2 separate regions of the Homo sapiens genome follow, and region 1 is linked to region 2. Evidence: read pairs that join two places in POLR2A ChIA-PET (ENCODE). Cell type or tissue: Panc1. All regions are shown on one strand. Links, peaks and the distances in the headings refer to the core of each region. The heading gives the core; the rest is flanking DNA.

Evidence for each region. ChIA-PET counts read pairs that join two places held together with the same protein. Peaks named below come from ENCODE experiments on the same cell type or tissue, not always from the same donor. Only the 100,000 strongest peaks of a DNase experiment are listed, where the experiment ranks them.
Region 1: POLR2A ChIA-PET joins it to region 2 with 13 read pairs; 3 of 35 experiments call an interaction of 5 or more read pairs at or near these places.

What each region holds. Positions count from the first base shown.
Region 1 is chr1:9,314,888-9,323,211 of GRCh38, forward strand. The region is part of intron 1 of SPSB1 (splA/ryanodine receptor domain and SOCS box containing 1); the gene reads left to right. Among named protein-coding and RNA genes, the nearest start is that of SPSB1, 26 kb to the left of the region's middle. RefSeq lists silencers at 1,921-2,094, 8,023-8,317 and enhancers at 2,699-3,898, 2,712-3,256, 3,257-3,801. In Panc1, for the core only: no CTCF peak of the experiment used is centred there; no DNase peak of the experiment used is centred there; H3K4me3 peaks cover 1,040 bases; H3K27ac peaks cover 6,984 bases.
Region 2 is chr1:9,401,706-9,410,029 of GRCh38, forward strand. No RefSeq gene overlaps it. Among named protein-coding and RNA genes, the nearest start is that of LINC02606, 23 kb to the right of the region's middle. In Panc1, for the core only: no CTCF peak of the experiment used is centred there; a DNase peak (open chromatin) is centred at 326; H3K27ac peaks cover 7,081 bases.

The sequences.
Region 1 (8,324 bases), core at 163-8,162, 87 kb before region 2:
AGGACTGCGGCAAAGGAGAACAGCATGTCCTGCACACAGGAGTGGCCTCTCTTACCTGAGGGAGTGGAGTCCTTGGCACTGTAGTATTCCTTTTGAAGTCAAGAATCCAGACTTTTTAAGATGTTGGCAAATAATTCAGTGGGATTTTTGTTTGTTTATTTTTAAAGACACAGCATTGCACTGGTTTAAAATACAACATCTTGTGGGATGAATCTCCCCTCTCTGTAGAGGTGAGGAGGGCAAGGCTGAGAAGCTCAGCGGGGCTGGGACAAGAGCTGCACCTGCCGGCACCCAGCCTGGCCCTCTGCCTGCCTCCCCATGCCGCATCACGGACAAAGCAGTAGGGCTGGGAACCAGCTCAGCAGATTCCACTGCGACAAAAGACCCCGTACTGGCTCCAAGGGACACAGCCCCGTGCCAGTGTTGCCCACCCACGTTAGCTCTCCCACAGGAAGGCATCGCAGCAGCAGTCAGGACTTTGTGGCTGCCTTTTGGGTACCAGGCACAAAGCTTCTTGTGTCGTTGTCTCACGCAAGTCTTTACAATACAACACACACACCTTGTGGTTTCTGCTCTCCCCGTTTTACAGATGAGGAAACCAAGACCTGGAGAGGCTCGAGTCACATGACGGGGTGGGAGCTGAATGTGAATGTGACTCCTGAGCTGCAGCTTCTAACCATCGAGTGATGCACACTCTGAGGCCCACAGTGACATGTGCATGGCACCCTTGGCCTGATGCCAGTGACCTTGCCCTCCACCTGTGGGATGCAGCCTGGTTTCGACCCTCTACTAGGGCATCACGTGCAGCAAAGAACACTGAGTGGGGAGTTGGTGGGGGGCCTCAGGAGCACAGGCAGCCCCACCTACGGAGGGACCGCACTGCTCACAAGGTTGCTGACTAATTCTCTTTGCAAACGGTTCAGTTTCACATGCTTGAGTTTCCAGTAACTATGTGGGTGGATTTGTTTCATTTAAGGGGAAAACAAAACAAAACAAAACAAAACATGGAGTTTTCTTTCCCAAGAAGAGGGCTCGCCAGTTACGGGTTTCACGCGTGCGGCTCCGGGCATCCTGGTGCAGTTCTGCAGCCAGCGGGGCCTCTTGGCAGACGGGTTCAGAGGTGGAAATTGCTTAGTCATTTGCAAACTGGGACCAGGTGCCCAAGGTCAGGGAGGTGGTGGGTCCGCAGCGGCACAGTGGTCTCCGGGTCCTGCTGAGGGCACCACGGTGGTCCTGTGTTCTTCCTGACTCAGCCTTGCCCTGGGCTGGCAGGGGGTGGGGACCTGGGTGAAGAGGAAGGTGCCAGGTCAGACAGCCGGCCTCCCTGACCCTGGGGCTCCGGCACCCCCAGGAGACCTGGCCTGGGAAGGAGACCCTCCCTGTGGGTGAGTCACCTGCTTTGGGTGAGTTGGAGATGGGGGCGTCCCTTGGCATGCTAGACTGTGCTAGGGCAGAGGTGAGAGACAGCCCCTGGGGCACAAGGGAGGGGCATGTGTGCACGTGTATTTATGTGTGTGCATATGTGCTTGTGTGTGTGTCCCCACACGGGCTCAACCAGGTGATACTGGTACTCAGCAAGCAGAGCAGACTTTGATGGGCACGTAGGGCAGGGTCCTAGGGGGCTGCTGCTGGGCCAGGCATCACGCCTTGAGGTGCTGGATGGCGAGGAGGGGGGGGCTGATCGAAGCGGGTTCAGGGGCTGCCATTTACGAAAGGCTGGGAGCGTTTTGCTACCTTAGAGCCCACCCGTTCCCGCCATCTTGGGGCACAGGCGCAGGTGGTCAGCCGTGACTCCCGGATTCCTGTGGCGCGGCACGGGCCTTCGTCAGGACCACGGCTGCTTCTCCAGGGGAGACCGCCCCGGAAGCGGCATTGGGTCTGGGTCTGGGGGCCGCAGCAGCTTCGAGCCCAGCTTGGGAGGTGGCTGGCTTTCCACCTCGGTTCTCCCTGCTCCTATGACCTGGCCGGACCTTGTGACCTCTCTGAGCCTCAGTTTCCATCTGTGAAATGCGGGTATAAGAGTGCCCCCGGGTAGAGGGAGCTGCCTGGTGCTCTCCTTCTGATCGCAGAGATCCCAGGCCCCGTAGCAGGGCCAGGCCTCACCTTGGATGCACCTTCCTGCTTCCAAGTGGAAACACACGGTGGAATTTAGAATCCTTAACCTGGCCTGTGAGGGTTTGCTTCCGGTGCTCTCGCGAAGGAAAGAGAGAACTCACAAATAATATATTATACTAGGCAGAGGGTGAGAAAGGTGCTTAGAGGCCAGCAAGGTTCTGGCCTTGGGGATCAGGGTTTACTCTCAGCAGGTGAATCTGGGAAGGCTTCCTGGAGGAGGTGATGCTGAAACTGGGCCTTGGGATGTGTAAGCACTGGAGAGGGAGGAGGAAGGGAAGAAGGGAATAAATGTCACTGGCGGAAGGTGGCATGTGTGTGCAAAACCACTGGGAGCTTTGATGATACCCGGTATATAGTAAGTGCTTGATAAAAGTCATCACCGAAATCAATCTGACTCCAGGATTTGGTTTAGGTATCTGGGAGAAGGGGTGTGGGGGCGTGTGGTAGAGATTTTCAGACCACCAGGTGAGAACAGACAGGTTTTTTGTCGTTTGTTTTTGAGACAGAGTCTTGCTTTGTCACCCAGGCTGGGGACAAAGCTCACTGCGGCTTCTGCCTCCCAGGCTCGGGGATCCTCACACCTCAGCCTCTTGAGTAGCTGGGACCTCAGGTATGCACTACCACGCCCAGATATATATATATTTTTGTATTTTGTATTTTTTGTAGAGTTGGGGTTTCACCCTATTGCCAGGCTGGTCTCAAACTCCTGAGCTGAAGCAGTCCACCCTCCTTGGCCTCCCAGAGTGTTGGGATTACAGGCGTGAGTCACCGTGCCTGGCCAGAAAAGACAGTTTCAGAGCCTTATGTAGGTGATTTCCGGTGGCGAGGGAACCAATTTTTTTTTTTTTTTTTTTGAGACCCTGCAGATTGGCGGGTCGCTTTGGTGGGAGTTTCTTGCTTCCTTGGCACACCATTCGCTCCGCGAGTTTGTTAAGGGCCCCTGTGTGCCAGGCTCGGCCCGAGCATCTGTGGAACCAGAGGAAGCTGGGTGGACAGTCGCAGGTTTGGTGACGTGCCAGGTGGGGAGAGGAAGCAGCTGCACTCATTCCCCTTTCCGGGCAGGTTGGGGAAACGCAGCGATTGTTCTGGGAAGCTGCAGCTTAGGGAGAGATGACGTTCCCTGTGGCCCAGTGAGGGTGGGGCCCTGGGGTCTGGGCTGACAGCAGGCAGTGGGGGAAGGTGGGTGTGGGCACCCGGAGGCCCATGATGCCCCCAGATCCTCCACCACGAATGCAGCCGGCAGCAGAACAGTGACGGGTCCTCCGCCCGCTTGGGTCTCTGCCCACCCACGCCTCCCTTGCTGGTTGTTCTCTCCGGCCTCTGCCTCCTTGCTTTCTTGGCTGACAGTGTAGGACCCTGCCTGAGGCACAGCATTTCCAGGCTGCCTTGCGGACAGACAGGGAATGGGGACAGCGTCCTCTCCTATCGCCCACGAAGCCCCCCTGCCATGTTCCTCTTTGTCCTCAAGACCACCCTCCTTCCTCCACTCCCAGGTTTCCAGCATCCAAGGAAGACCCTGAGTTTGGAATCTGGCTTCCAACCTGGATCCTGGACAAGTTACTCAGCCTCTTTGAGCCTTGGTTTCCACATCTGTAAGAATGGGTGTGAGACTTACCTTGCGGAATCGTGCAGGATTGACCAAAGCCAGACCGTGTGGCTGGTGCCTCGGAGGCAGCTGTTTCCACCATTCAGAGGGTTGTTCTTCTGTCCATTCAGCAATTCGGGCAGCTCACTCAGATCAGGGCCTCTGTCAGGCTCTGGATGTACAGCAGGACAGGGTCCCTGTCTCCAAGGACTCACTGCATATAGTGGGGGACAGTCACATGAGCTGGTGATTGTAACACAGGGTGACAAAAGAGGAGTCCAGCCTGCGGTGTCCTGCAGTGAGTCCTAAAGACGTGGTAGGGCCGGGCGCAGTGGCTCACACCTGTAATCCCAGTACTTTGGGAGGCTGAGGCGGGCACATCACCTGAGGTCATGCCTGGGCAACATGGCGAAACCTGTCTCTACTAAAAATACAAAAAAATTAGCCGGGCATGGTGGCGCACCCCTGTAATCCCAGCTGCTCCAGAGGCTGAGGTGGGAGAATTGCTTGAACCTGGGAGGAGGCAGAGGTTGCAGTGAGCCAAGATCACACCACTGCACTCTAGCCTGGGCAACAGAGTGAGACTCCATCTCAAAAAAAACAAAACAACAGTAACAACAACAAAAGAGGAGGTAGGACCTGGGAAGTGGGGGGACCAGGGGGGTGGCACAGGGAGGGCACCAAGGCAGGCAGCACTGTGGGCTGCGGGTCAGCATGTGGACATGTGTGCGCTGCCCTGGCCGTGGCATGTTGCTCACCAAGGCGGGGAACACACCCAGCCCCCACAGGTCAGGTGCTTTGCTTCTCCTCCCTCCTCCCTCCTCCTTCCTCCCTCCTCTTCCTCCTTCTCCTCCCTCTAGGATCTCAAAGTACAGGGGTGGGATGAGAGGCTCCGAGGCCCTGCTGTCCCCATGCCTTCCTTGTGGGACTCCTGGGCCACTGTGCTCCCCGCTGAAGTCGAGTGGAGGAGGTGGGGAGCGCTTGGGTCAGGCCCTCTGGCCTGCGCATGCTGTGTCTCACGGTGGCTGATGTTCCGTACCGGGCTGGTATTCCGTTCCGGCTGGTGCAGAGGATGCTGCGGGAGGCCAAGCCTGCTCGTCTGGCCCGGCCAGATCTGCAGTGCAGAGCAGCCCCCAAAGGTCCGCTGTAGTGAAGGGAGGGTACTACAGGGAAGTCGGCCTGGGGTGGCGGGGTGACTGGTTCCATGAGCCTTTGAGTGAGCCCTCACATCCACACCCGCTGTTTCTGTGGCCACTGGAGCTGCTGGCCCAGCCAGTCGCCACCTGGCTGCAGGTGGGAAGCAGCCTCCCCGCCTATCTAGCCCCAGACCTCCTGGGAGGACCATAGCCGGCCCCTGAGCTGGCCACCTGCAGGCCTGGTCCCTGGGGTCAGAGGCAGGACCCTCGACTTCTCAGGGGTGGAGGGGAGTCTGTGCTTCGAGCCCCCTGGGCCAGGTGACTCTTGCTGTGTGTGCAGCTAGACTCACCTGCTCAGGGCAGGCCGCCAGGGACCCCAGGTGTCCAGGCGTCTGCTTCTCACCGGCCCCACCCCCCACTATAGTTTCTCTTTGCCTTCCTCCTAAATTTGCATGGCAGAAACTTCCTTCTACAGATATTTGCGGAGCACCCACTGTGTGCCAAGCATTGTTCTAGGCAGGGGGTTGCAGCTCGACCAAGACAGACTGCAGGGCGGTCATCAGCCATTATTGCCTCTTGGGCCGGGACTGTCCTCTGTGTCTGTGTCGCCTCCTCCATCCCAGCCAGATGGCTGAAAGCTCCCGGGGACTTTGCCTCCTTTCACCTTTCCTCCCCCTGCCCTGCCCCACGTGTGTGCAGATATGGGGTGGCCCCATCTCCGCCATTTGATTGGGAGGCCTCTCGAGGGCTGGGAGAAGCCGTTTCCCTTGGCGTTCCATAGCACGCTGCTACTGAGATGTTTTGTGTATAGTGGCCTCGCTCCGTGCATCTAAGTTGTTCCTTGATACACAGAGGAAGCACGCAGCCCTCTCTTCCATTTTGCAAGTATTTGGAGCAATGGAGCAGGAGAAACTGACTTGCCCCAAATCTCTGATCATTTTCTAGACATTGCCCTACCCTGGTGACTTAGGGTCGTGACTGCACCCCGGGCTCGCCTCTCTCGGCTCTGGCTGGCCACGACCTTCCTTTTGAAGGTGCCTGGAGGGTGACTCCGTGTTTCTTGTTTCCTCGTGGGGGATTTTAAATTTATGTCACTGGTGGTTTGGAAGCTACAACGTCCTGCGCCGGGTTTAGCAGGATGGAGTTAGAGTGAGCTCTGGCCACGAAAGGCTGGCCTGATGGGGAGGGGCCAAACCCCTCCCCCTGCCAGGCTCCAGTGGAAGGTCCCCCTCCCCTGCTTAAAATCTCCTTCCCGAGTCCCTGGCTGCCACTCTCCAGGCCAAGGCAGTGGGAGTTGCTGTGCGGGGGATTCTGGCTGGAAAAGGCAGCCGTGTAATTACAGGTACTGGAAATAGTCCTGTTTCCCTTTCAGCCTTTTCCTTCTACCCCTCCCCCGAAAAGAAAACAACAACCAAAAAATCCCCCCAAAACACAAAGCTGGAAAAAGCTCTTAAACCTTCTTAGTTTAGTCTGCAGAGGCGTCTCAGGCGGTGGGCCTTAAACATTTACATTCTTGGGGCTTAGCTGACTCCTTCGAGCGTCGAGTTTCTGGGTTGATGGCACATCCAGGGTGAAGGAAGAACTCCTTACAGAGAAAGCCCGTGTGTGTGGTGGAGCTCTAGACAGCCCGATGGCAGGGGGTGGGCTCCGAGCTCCAGGGCCCATTCTTGGGAGAGAGCGGATCCTGTGTGATTTTACGGAACTTGTCCTGACCCGTTATTCGTCACCTTGGTGCCCGATAGAGAAGTGTCTCAGCAGTTCTGTTCTCCAGACCTTTACCGAACACTTACTGCGTGCCAAGGATTCAGCTCAGAACGGGGAAGAGGGTGTTTGAGAGACTGATGAGTCAGTGAGGGAGACCGATGCATAGGCAGCTCGCTAATGCTGTGTTTCATCACATCTGAGACCCGTCGACCGTGAGCTTCACCTTTAAATAAAAAAAAAAATGCTGCTGATTGTCACTGTAATGTGCCCTTGACTCCAGGACCAGCCTGATGGCAGAGATCTTAAGATGTGAATCACATGACTCTGAGTCGGTGGAGGAGGAGGACTCTGAGAGGCTGGGAGACTGGCCAGGGGCACCGCAGAGACCACGGGAGAGGCTCTTCAGTGGCAGAAGTATCTTGGGTGGTGTTTTATGGGCAGAGTGGGGTGGGGAATATGACAGCAGCAAGATTAATACCCGTAGGTGCCATTGACGAGTGATCCTGCTCTGGGCTCTCCAGTCACCTCTAACCCTGTGGGGGACAACCACAATGTCTGTTTTATAGATGGGCCCAACCATCCCCAGGTGATGTGTACCTGGGAATCACACTGGGCAGGTGATGTAAATATGTGCACTCCCCGAGCACCCATCCTGCAAGGGGCTTGAATGGCTCTTTATTAACGACCCACATTCCCAGGACTTAGCTCCTGGTGGTCGAGGCTGGCTCCGTCTTTGCCTTGGACTCACCTCTGTGGCTTCTCTTTAATCAGCACTTAAAAATGCATCAGGCTGAGTAGAGTACCAGCATCGTCTCCTCTAATCCCCACATCATCCCAGTGAGACAGGGCTATTAGCCTCGGTTTGCAGGTGGGGAAACTGAGGTTCGGAAAGTCTCTCAGGTTATAGCCGGTAAGGGCAGAGCTGGGATTAGAACGCAGGGTTGTCAGCTCCAAAGTCCGTGCCTCGCTCTCATTTTTGCACGTTTTCAGCAGATTCTCTTTTGTTATTCCTGTCCCAAAAGGCGCCTGCTCACCTGCACGATCTGTCACCTACTGGGCCCTTGGCCAGAGGCATTTAAAGCCCTAATCTGATGGTTAATTGAGGAGGGATGGCAATCATGATGAGGGCTCAGGGTTCGTAGCTGATGAGTTTTCTTTCAAGCCCCTGAGAAGTGGCATCGTTGCGGACAGAGGTGGGAGGTGGTGTGGGGAGAATCTTGGGCCAGATTCTGGGGAGGCCAGGACCACCTGCAGGTTCCACTGTGGCTGGAATATTCTGGAGGCTGAGGAGAGCCAGCACACAAGGTGGCAGGTGTCGGAGAGGGATGTTGACTTGGAGCTTGGGTCTTGTTCTGGCCGGTCTGATGGTCAGCGGGGGCAGGCAGCCCTGACGTGTAGGGAAGCGCTGCGTTAGGTCACCAGGCACCTCCAGCCCGCACCCACCCCACCCGCCCGGACGCTCTTCTCAGCCCCTTTTTTTGTTGTCTGGCTGCGTCAGACGTCTGGGCTTGCAAGGAGGTTCCTGAATGGGCCTTGGAAATAGGTCACTCCCTTCCCGTGCCGCCAGCACTGACCCAGATGTGACCTTCCCCACGGTGACAGTGTCTGGCTGTCACTCTTTGATGCTGGTGGTGGACGGGCCAGGCGGCCGCCCCTCCCCAGCTCCGGCCTTCGAGGACTTTGCGGCCTCTGCAGCCACCTGCCGGACATTCCTTCCTGCTGCCATGTTGGAGGGGGGTATCCATGGGGCCTCTGTCCCGGCACTCAGCCTTTTCGCTCTCACG
Region 2 (8,324 bases), core at 269-8,268:
TGCTTGGAAACCTGGCTGGCACACAGTAGGCTCACAATCCATGTGCCGAACACAAGAAGGAATGAAGTTTGTCTTCAGCCCCATGCAGTGAGTTCTAGAAAGCAGGTGGCCTGTTGCTTTCATCTTGTGTCTGCAATGCCTGATACAGGACCCAGGACTCCTCGGGCCTGGCAGGACCCGCCCCAGCCGAGGTTCCCGTCCTGGTGCTGGGGGCGAAGGGGAGGGAGGGAGGCCGGCAGGCGGCTGGTCAGACAGTGTGAGTCTGGCCTTTGAATGTTATTCCCGGCAGTTCCTCTGATTCACAGCTGTCCCAGGAACAGTCATGGCTGTGTCAATAAATATTGGTGACTTTTAATGACCTCTCCGTCTCGCAGGGCCATGTGGGCCTTCCTGCCCCTCCAAAGACCCCGTCCAGGCTGTTGTTTTTCTAGCCAGCGTATAGCGCTCTGTGCCAGTGAGAGGGCCTTGGGGACCGAATGGCCCCCGCAGGCTGATAACTCAGAAGGCATTTTCTGTCTCCTTGCTTCGCCTGCTCCTTTTCACCATAACTCCCCAGACCTCCTGGGAATGACCCTGAGTGCAGAAGGATGGGCAACATCAGAGGCCCTGGCTCAGAAAGAGCCAGAAAGGAGCTGCCACCTTGGCCCCCCCTGCCCTTCCCCCTACACCTCTGCCTGGGTGTCTTGTCCTTTCTCCACGCTAGAAAAGGACATCGCATCTCACGCCAACACAACATGCCAGGCAAAGATAAGCTGCTTTTCCTCCTTCCACACTTTCACACTTTCCACAGTTTAGGCTGAGGGAGAGTTTGAATTAAAACCCAACTACAGCACGGCTGGGCATGGTGGCTCACGCCTGCAATCCCAGCACGTTGGGAGGCTGAGACGAGTGGATCACCTGAGGTCAGGAGTTTGAGACCAGCCTGGCCAACATGGTGAAACCGCGTCTCTAAAAATAAAAAAATTAGCCAGGCGTGGTGATGCATGCTTGTAATCCCAGCTACTTGGGAGGCTGAAGTGGGAGGATTGCTTGAACCTAGGAGGCGGAGGTTGCAGTGAACTGAGATGGGGCCGCTGCACTCCAGCCTGGACGACAGAGCAAGACTCCATCTCAAAAAAAAAAAAAAAAAAACACCACAACTGTAGCCCTCTTTACTGGACGACAGATTTTATCATGAAAGCAAAGAACGGTTATGAGCACACAGGATCTGTGTCATCTCCTCAATTCTACTTCAAAGAATATTCCATACATCAAGCACTCTGGGGCGGTGGAGAGGCCACCAAACCCAAGACAGGTTTGATTCTGCTCTCAAGAGCTTGCAGTCCAGAGGGAACGCAGGTGGTGCAGGAAGCCGCTGTACACAGGGGACTGCAGCTCCCCAGTGAGGAGTGTGGGTGCTGCGGGGGGATTCACAAGGACTAAAGGGACGTGCGACCAAATGCAATGTGTGATTCTTTTTGGGGTTTTGTTTTTTGTTTTTTTGGTTTTTATGAGACGGAGTTTCCCTCTGTCGCCCAGGCTAGAGTACAGTGGCACAATCTTGGCTCACTGCAACCTCTGCCTCCCAGGTACACCCAGGTTCAAGTGATTCTCTTGCCTCAGCCTCCCGAGTAGCTGGGACTACAAGTGTGCACCACCACGCCTGGCTAATTTTTGTATTTTTTTTTTAGACGGAGTTTCACTCTTGTTGCCCAGGCTGGAGTGCAATGGCACGATCTCGGCTCGCCACAACCTCCACCTCCCTGGTTCAAGCGATTCTCCTGCCTCAGCCTCCCTAGTAGCTGGAATTACAGGTGCGTGCCTCCACACCTGGCTAATTTTGTATTCTTAGTAGAGGCAGGGTTTCTCCGTGTTGGTCAGGCTGGTCTCAAACTCCCGACCTCAGGTGATCCACCCACCTTGGCCTCCCAAAGTGCTGGGATTATAGGCGTGAGCCACCACACCCAGCCAATTTTTGTATTTTTAGTAGAGACGGGGTTTCACCATGTTGGCCAGAGTGGTCTCGAACTCCTGGCCTCAAGCGATCTGCCCGCCTCGGCCTCCCAAGGTGCTGGCATTACAGGCATGAGCCACAGTGCCTGGCCCCAGTGTGTGATTCTTGAGTGGAACGTGCATTAAAGCAAAAGAAGCAGCTGCTTTCAGGGTCTTTTGGAGAATTTAATCATGGATTGCATGTTACATAATATCCCTGCATCAAAGCTAAACTCCTGAGTATGGAAATGGACTTTTGGCCATGCAGGAGACTGTCCTTGATTTTGGAAGGTACCTGCTGAAATATTGAGAAGGGACGTGTCATTGTGTCCGCAACTGACTTTTGAATATTTCAGTGGTCTTCCAGAAGGCAGACTCCTGTGGGCTGAGCAGGAAGTAGCCTAGCAAAGCAGGGAGAACAGTGTGCATAAGGACCGAGGGTGGCCCGGCAAGGGCCCATGCCCAGGAATTGCTGCTGGAGACGAGGCTGGGGGACAGGGCCAGGTCGTGGCAGGGAGTAATCAGGCGACAAGGAAGGCACACTTGGACCCGGAGGGTGGTCATGGGCGTGGAGAGAGTTGGGAGGTATTTAGGAGGTCGAATCTGCAGGAGCAGCCAGGATATGGGGAAAGAGGGTATGGGAGGGGAGAGAACTCATGCTGTCTGGCAGGAGAACCGGGAGAAGGAAGGTGCCACTCACAGAGGTGGAAGACCCAGGGAGCAGCAGGGTTGGAGCGGGAGAAGGTCAAGGGCTCGGTTTTCAGACATGCCAGGGCTGTGGGGCATCTCCAATGGGGTACCAGGAATTTGAAGGTGTGTTTGTCCAAATAACCATGGAGCCAGTACTCTGTCCTCAGGCATGGGTGTTGGGGACGTCTTGTGGCCATACCAGCCAGGCGTGGTGGAAGCCGCAGAGGTGGGGCCAGGTGAGAACACCCAGTTGTGCCTTGCTCATCCTGCATTTGTTTTGCTGGCTCCTCTCTGTCTGCCTTGGAGGAACGGATCAAGACTGTTCACCTCACAGGCCCTTGACATGAGTCAGGATTCAGAGCTGCCCCCTGCAGCCACCCACCTCCTGTCACAGGCTGGAAAGGAGCTGATTGCCCAGAACTCAACTGAAAGGAGGCCACACATTTCAGCCTGGGTTTCTATGTCCCCTTGTGTCTTGTTTATTTATCCTTGGGGCAATCTGGGTGGTTTGGTCCGTGGGAGTGGGATGGGCCACCCTCCCAAATGCTGGGTGTCTGGTCCCGTACCAGCTCCCTGCAGGCGAAGCCCGTTCTGCCATCGTGTAGCCTTTCAGCACATAATTGCTGAGCTCCTGCTGTGTTCTAGGCATCGTTCTAGATGCTGGGAAGATAGCAGAAATAAAAGTCCAGTCTATAGGAATAATAACTTCTTATTGTCATAAATAATTATTGTATAAAGATACATAATAGCATACGTGACGATCATGCCTACCATTTATTGAGCACTCAGGATACACCAGACACTGTGCTGAGTGCCCCATGTCCCCTGTAATCTTCACAACCACCTCTGTTTAGTATTAATATTACCGTTTGATAGATGGGACAACAAGGGCTCAGAGAAGGAAGGTAAGTGGCCACCCAAGATCACAGCTTATAAATGTCAGGGTCAGGGTTTGAACTCAGACCTGGGGCCTGTACTTCCAAACTCTCAGCCTGCAACTTGCCAGAGTCCAGCTTGCCCTTTGGTGGGTGGGGGTGATAGAGTTGGAGGCCCCATCCTGTTCAGGTCCAGCTCTGAACCTTATAGGCCTGGCCTGACACCTCCATTGCTCTGTGTCCTCCCGATCCTGGACTCCTCCTTGCATCTGGTTCTGACCCCAGATTCCTGCTTTCATGCTGAGCTCAGCCCAGCCCATCTCACTCAGCAGCTAACCCACCCAGAGGGATGGCTGGAGAGAGGGAACGCTGGCCAAGGGACCAGCTCAGGCAGGCGCTGGCAGTGTAGAGTTGCCAAATGTTGTACGGCACATACACTAAAAAGTTGTTTGTGGGCTGGCTGCCGTGGCTCTCGCCTGTAATCCCAGCACTTTGGGAGGCCAAGGTGGGTGGATCACTCGAGGTCAGGAGTTTGAGACCAGCCTGGCCAACATGGGGAAACCCCATCTCTACCAAAAATACAAAAAATTAGCAGGGCGTGGTGGTGCATACTTGTAGTCCCAGCTACTTGGGAGGCTGAGGCAGGATAATTACTTGAACCCTGAAGGCAGGGGTGCCAGTGAGCTGAGATTGTGCCACTGCACTCCAGCCTGGGTGACAGAAGGAGACTCCATCTCAAAAAAAAAAAAAAAGTTATTTATGGATTATCTGAAATTCAAATTTAACTGAGTGACCTGTATACTTGCTAAATCTAGCTACCTAAGGGGTAGGGGTGCAGAACACTGTGAGGGGATTTCAGCTATGAGGGGGCATAAGAAGGGGGTTTGGATGAAATTCCCCAGGAAGGGTGTCCTCAGATATTCAAGAATCTTTCATTCCTCCCTTGTAGACGTTCAGGTGCAAGCTTCCTGTCTCCTGATCATTTTCACTCCACCAACATGTGCTTATGTGCTTAACTAGAGAGCCGCGCTTAGAGTCACTATTTACATATCTTCCTGATCAGGCCCGTCTGTTCCTGCACCTGCTATCACCCCACAACCACCACCACCAACTCCAGCAGCCCTCTCAAGTTTCCAGGGCCTGTTTCTTTCGCCAAGAATATTCTTGCTCTCCACTCTGCCTTTCTCCTTGGAGCCCTCCCGCACCCCCAGCCCGTCTGTTGCACCCTGAACTTCCTGTCATCACACTGATTACACTCTATTACAATTGTGTCTGGACTTTGGGAAGGTCCTAGCCTGGGAGCCCCCTCCTGAGACACACACACACACACACACACACAATCCCCACTGCAGAGGATTTACAGACACCCCTCTTCCAAGCCCATTCATAGACCCCAGGTCGATGTTGGAATTTCCTGGTTACTTCATTATCTCCCATGAAACTACAAGCTCCATGAGAGCCTTGTTCACCACAGAGCCTGGTCTGGAACATGGTAATCATCCATAACAATCCATTCCAGTATCAACAAACTATCAGCAAAGGTAACAATAGTCTATATTAAGTATCAAGAAAGATAAATGGCCAGGCACGGTGGCTCACGCCTGTAATCCCAGCACTTTGGGAGGCCGAGGCATGTGGATCACCTGGGGTCAGGCATTTAAGACCAACCTGGCCAACATGGTGAAACCCCGTCTCTACTAAAAATATAAAAATTTGTGGTACACACCTGTCGTCCCAGTTACTCGGGAGGCTGAGGCAAGGGAATCGCTTGAACCTGGGAGGTGGAGGTTGTAGTGAGCCGAGATGGCACCACTGAACTCCAGCCTGGGTGACAGAGCAAGACTCCATCTCGAAAAAAAAAAAAAAGATAAATGAGCTGTGTGACCCAGCCCAGTGTTGGTGCAGACCAGATGCTTCTTGAATGCTGTTTGAACGATGCTTCTTGAATGCTGTTTGAACGAATGAACAAATGACTCAGTGCAAATGACCCAGAGCTCAAATTTTGTCTGCTGGGCTGGGCTCACTCAGAGTGTGCTCCTCAAGGCCTCCCCTGACCCCCAACCACAAGAAGTCACCTAGGCCCTGATCCTGCCCTTCCAACCTGTTCAGTCCAGGTTAACCTGGGGTTCCTGGACCAGCTCCCAAGATGGGTGGGCACTGGATCTGCCCAAACCAGGTGGCTCCCCCCTGGAGTTCCCAGATACCTCACCTGTGCCCAGAACACGCCCATCCAAGGTGTCTTCATGGGAAGGGACAGTGGGACCTCCAGGCCATGATTACAAGAACTAGTTCTGGCCAGGGGTGGTGGCTCATGCCTGTAATCTCAGCACCATGGGAGGCTGAGGTGAGAGGATGGCTTGAGCCCAGGAGTTCAAGATCAGCCTGGGAAACATAGTGAGACCTTGTCTCAAAATAAATAAACACATAAATAAATAAAGTAAAATAACTCAGCCAGGCACATTGGCTCATGCCTGTAATCCCAGCACTTTGACAGGCCAAGGCAAGAGGATCACTTGAGCTCAGGAGTTTGAGACAAGCCTGGGCAACATGGTGAAACTCTGTCTCTATCAAAACTACAAAAATTAGCTAGGCATTGTGGCACATGTCTGTGGTCCCAGCTGCTTGAGAAGCTGAGGCAGGAGGATTGCTTGAGCCCAGGAGGCAGAGGTTGCAGTGAGTCCAGATCGTGCCATGGCACTCCAGCCTGGGTGATAGAGTGAGACTCCATCTCAAATAAATAAATAAATAAATAAAGTAAAAGAACTAGTTCTGGCTGGGCGCAGTGGCTCATGTCTGTAATCCCAGCACTTTGGGAGGCCAAGGCAGGCAGATCACGAGGTCGGGAGTTCGAGACCAGCCTGGCCAATATGGTGAAACCCCATCTCTACTAAAAATACAAAAATTAGCCGGGCATGGTGGCATGCGCCTGTAATCCCAGCTGCTCAGGAGGCTGAGGCAGAGGAATTGCTTGAACCCGGGAGGAGGAGGTTGTAGTGAGCCGAGATCATGCCACTGAACTCCAGCCTGGGTGACAGAGCGAGATTTAGTCTCAGAAAAAAAAAAAAAAGAACTAGTTTCCACCTCAACTCAGACACACATGTCGCCTTTCCAAAGGGTTCCAGCCACAGGGCCATCGCTGAGCTGACATCGTGGAGCCCTGTCTCTGTGGTAAGAATTTTCACATCCATGGCCACATTCTGTGCTGTGCGGGGTAAATGCTGAACAACCAGCTATCTGGAGGGCAGGTTGGGGTGGGGGAGAGTACACATACATATGTGAACATAGAGTATAAATCCTACCACAAATAAGTGCTTGATTACTACCTGACCCAACAAAAGAAATAGCTCATAGTTTTTTTTGGTTTTTGTTTTGTTTTGTTTTGTTTTTTTTGAGATGGAGTCTTGCTGTGTCACCCAGACTGGAGTGCAATGGCGTAATCTCAGCTCACTGCAACCTCCACCTCCCGGGTTCAAGCAATTCTCCTGCCTCAGCCTCCTGAGTAGCTGGGATTACAGGCGCCCAACACCACACCCGGCTAATTTTTGTATTTTTAGTAGAGATGGGGTTTCACCATGTTGGTCAGGCTGGTCTCAAACTCCTGACCTCGTGATCCACCCACCTCGGCCTCCCAAAGTGCTGGGATTACAGGCGTGAGCCACTGAGCCTGGCCCAGAAATAGCTCATGGTATTGATGAGTGAGTGTGATTCTAATATGAGGGTTGATTGGCATTTTCATGTATGTCAATGAGTAAGAAACAGTGAAACAAAAAAGACATTCGGCAGGCCCTTTAAATCTGTGGATTTCACATTTATGGATTCAACTAACCATGGATCTAAAATATTCATTCAAAAAAAATGGACGGTTGCATCTGTACCAAACATGTACAGACTTCTTATTTTTGTCATTATTTCCTAAACAATACAGTATAACAACTATTTACACCGCATTTACATTGTATTAGGTATTATAAGTAGTGTAGAAATGATTTCAGATATACGAGAGGATATGTGTAGGTTATATGCAACTACTACACCAATTTATATAAGGGATTTGAGCATTCGTGGATTTTGGTATCCAAGGGAGGGTCCTGAAACTAATGGGTCCAGATGGGACAACAAGGGCTCAGGGAAGGAAGGTAAGTGGTTGCCCAAGATTGAAGCTTATAAATGTCAGGATCTGAGGTCGGGAGTTCAAAACCAGCCTGACCAACATGGAGAAACCCCGTCTCTACTAAAAATACAAAATCAGCCGGGCGTGGTGGTGCGTACCTGTAATCCCAGCTACTTGGGAGGCTGAGGCAAGATAATTTCTTGAACCCGGGAGGTGGAAGTTGCGGTGAGCCTAGATTGCGCCGCTGCACTTCAGCCTGGTGACAGAGTGAGACTCCGTCTCAAAATAAAAAAATAAATAAATAAATGTCACAGCCAGGGTTTGAACTCACACCTGGAGCCTATGCTTCCAAACTCTCGGCCTGCAACTTGCCAGGGCCCAGCTTGCCCTTTGGTGGGTGGGAGTGATAGAGTTGGAGGCCCCATCCTGTTCAGGTCCAGCTCCAAACCTCACAGGCCTGGCCTGACACCTCCACTGTTCTGTGTCCTCCAGGTCCTGGGCTCCTTCTTCCACCTGGGTGGCTGGGTCTGGGATACCAAGGGACAACTATATATTGGAACTTTACTTTTTTTTGCTAAATTGGATAACAGCTTTGAATACTGGGAGAATAGTTCCTTATCTTTTGTACTATTCACAATGTTATTGCTAGAAGTACAATTCACTTTCAAGTTTAATTT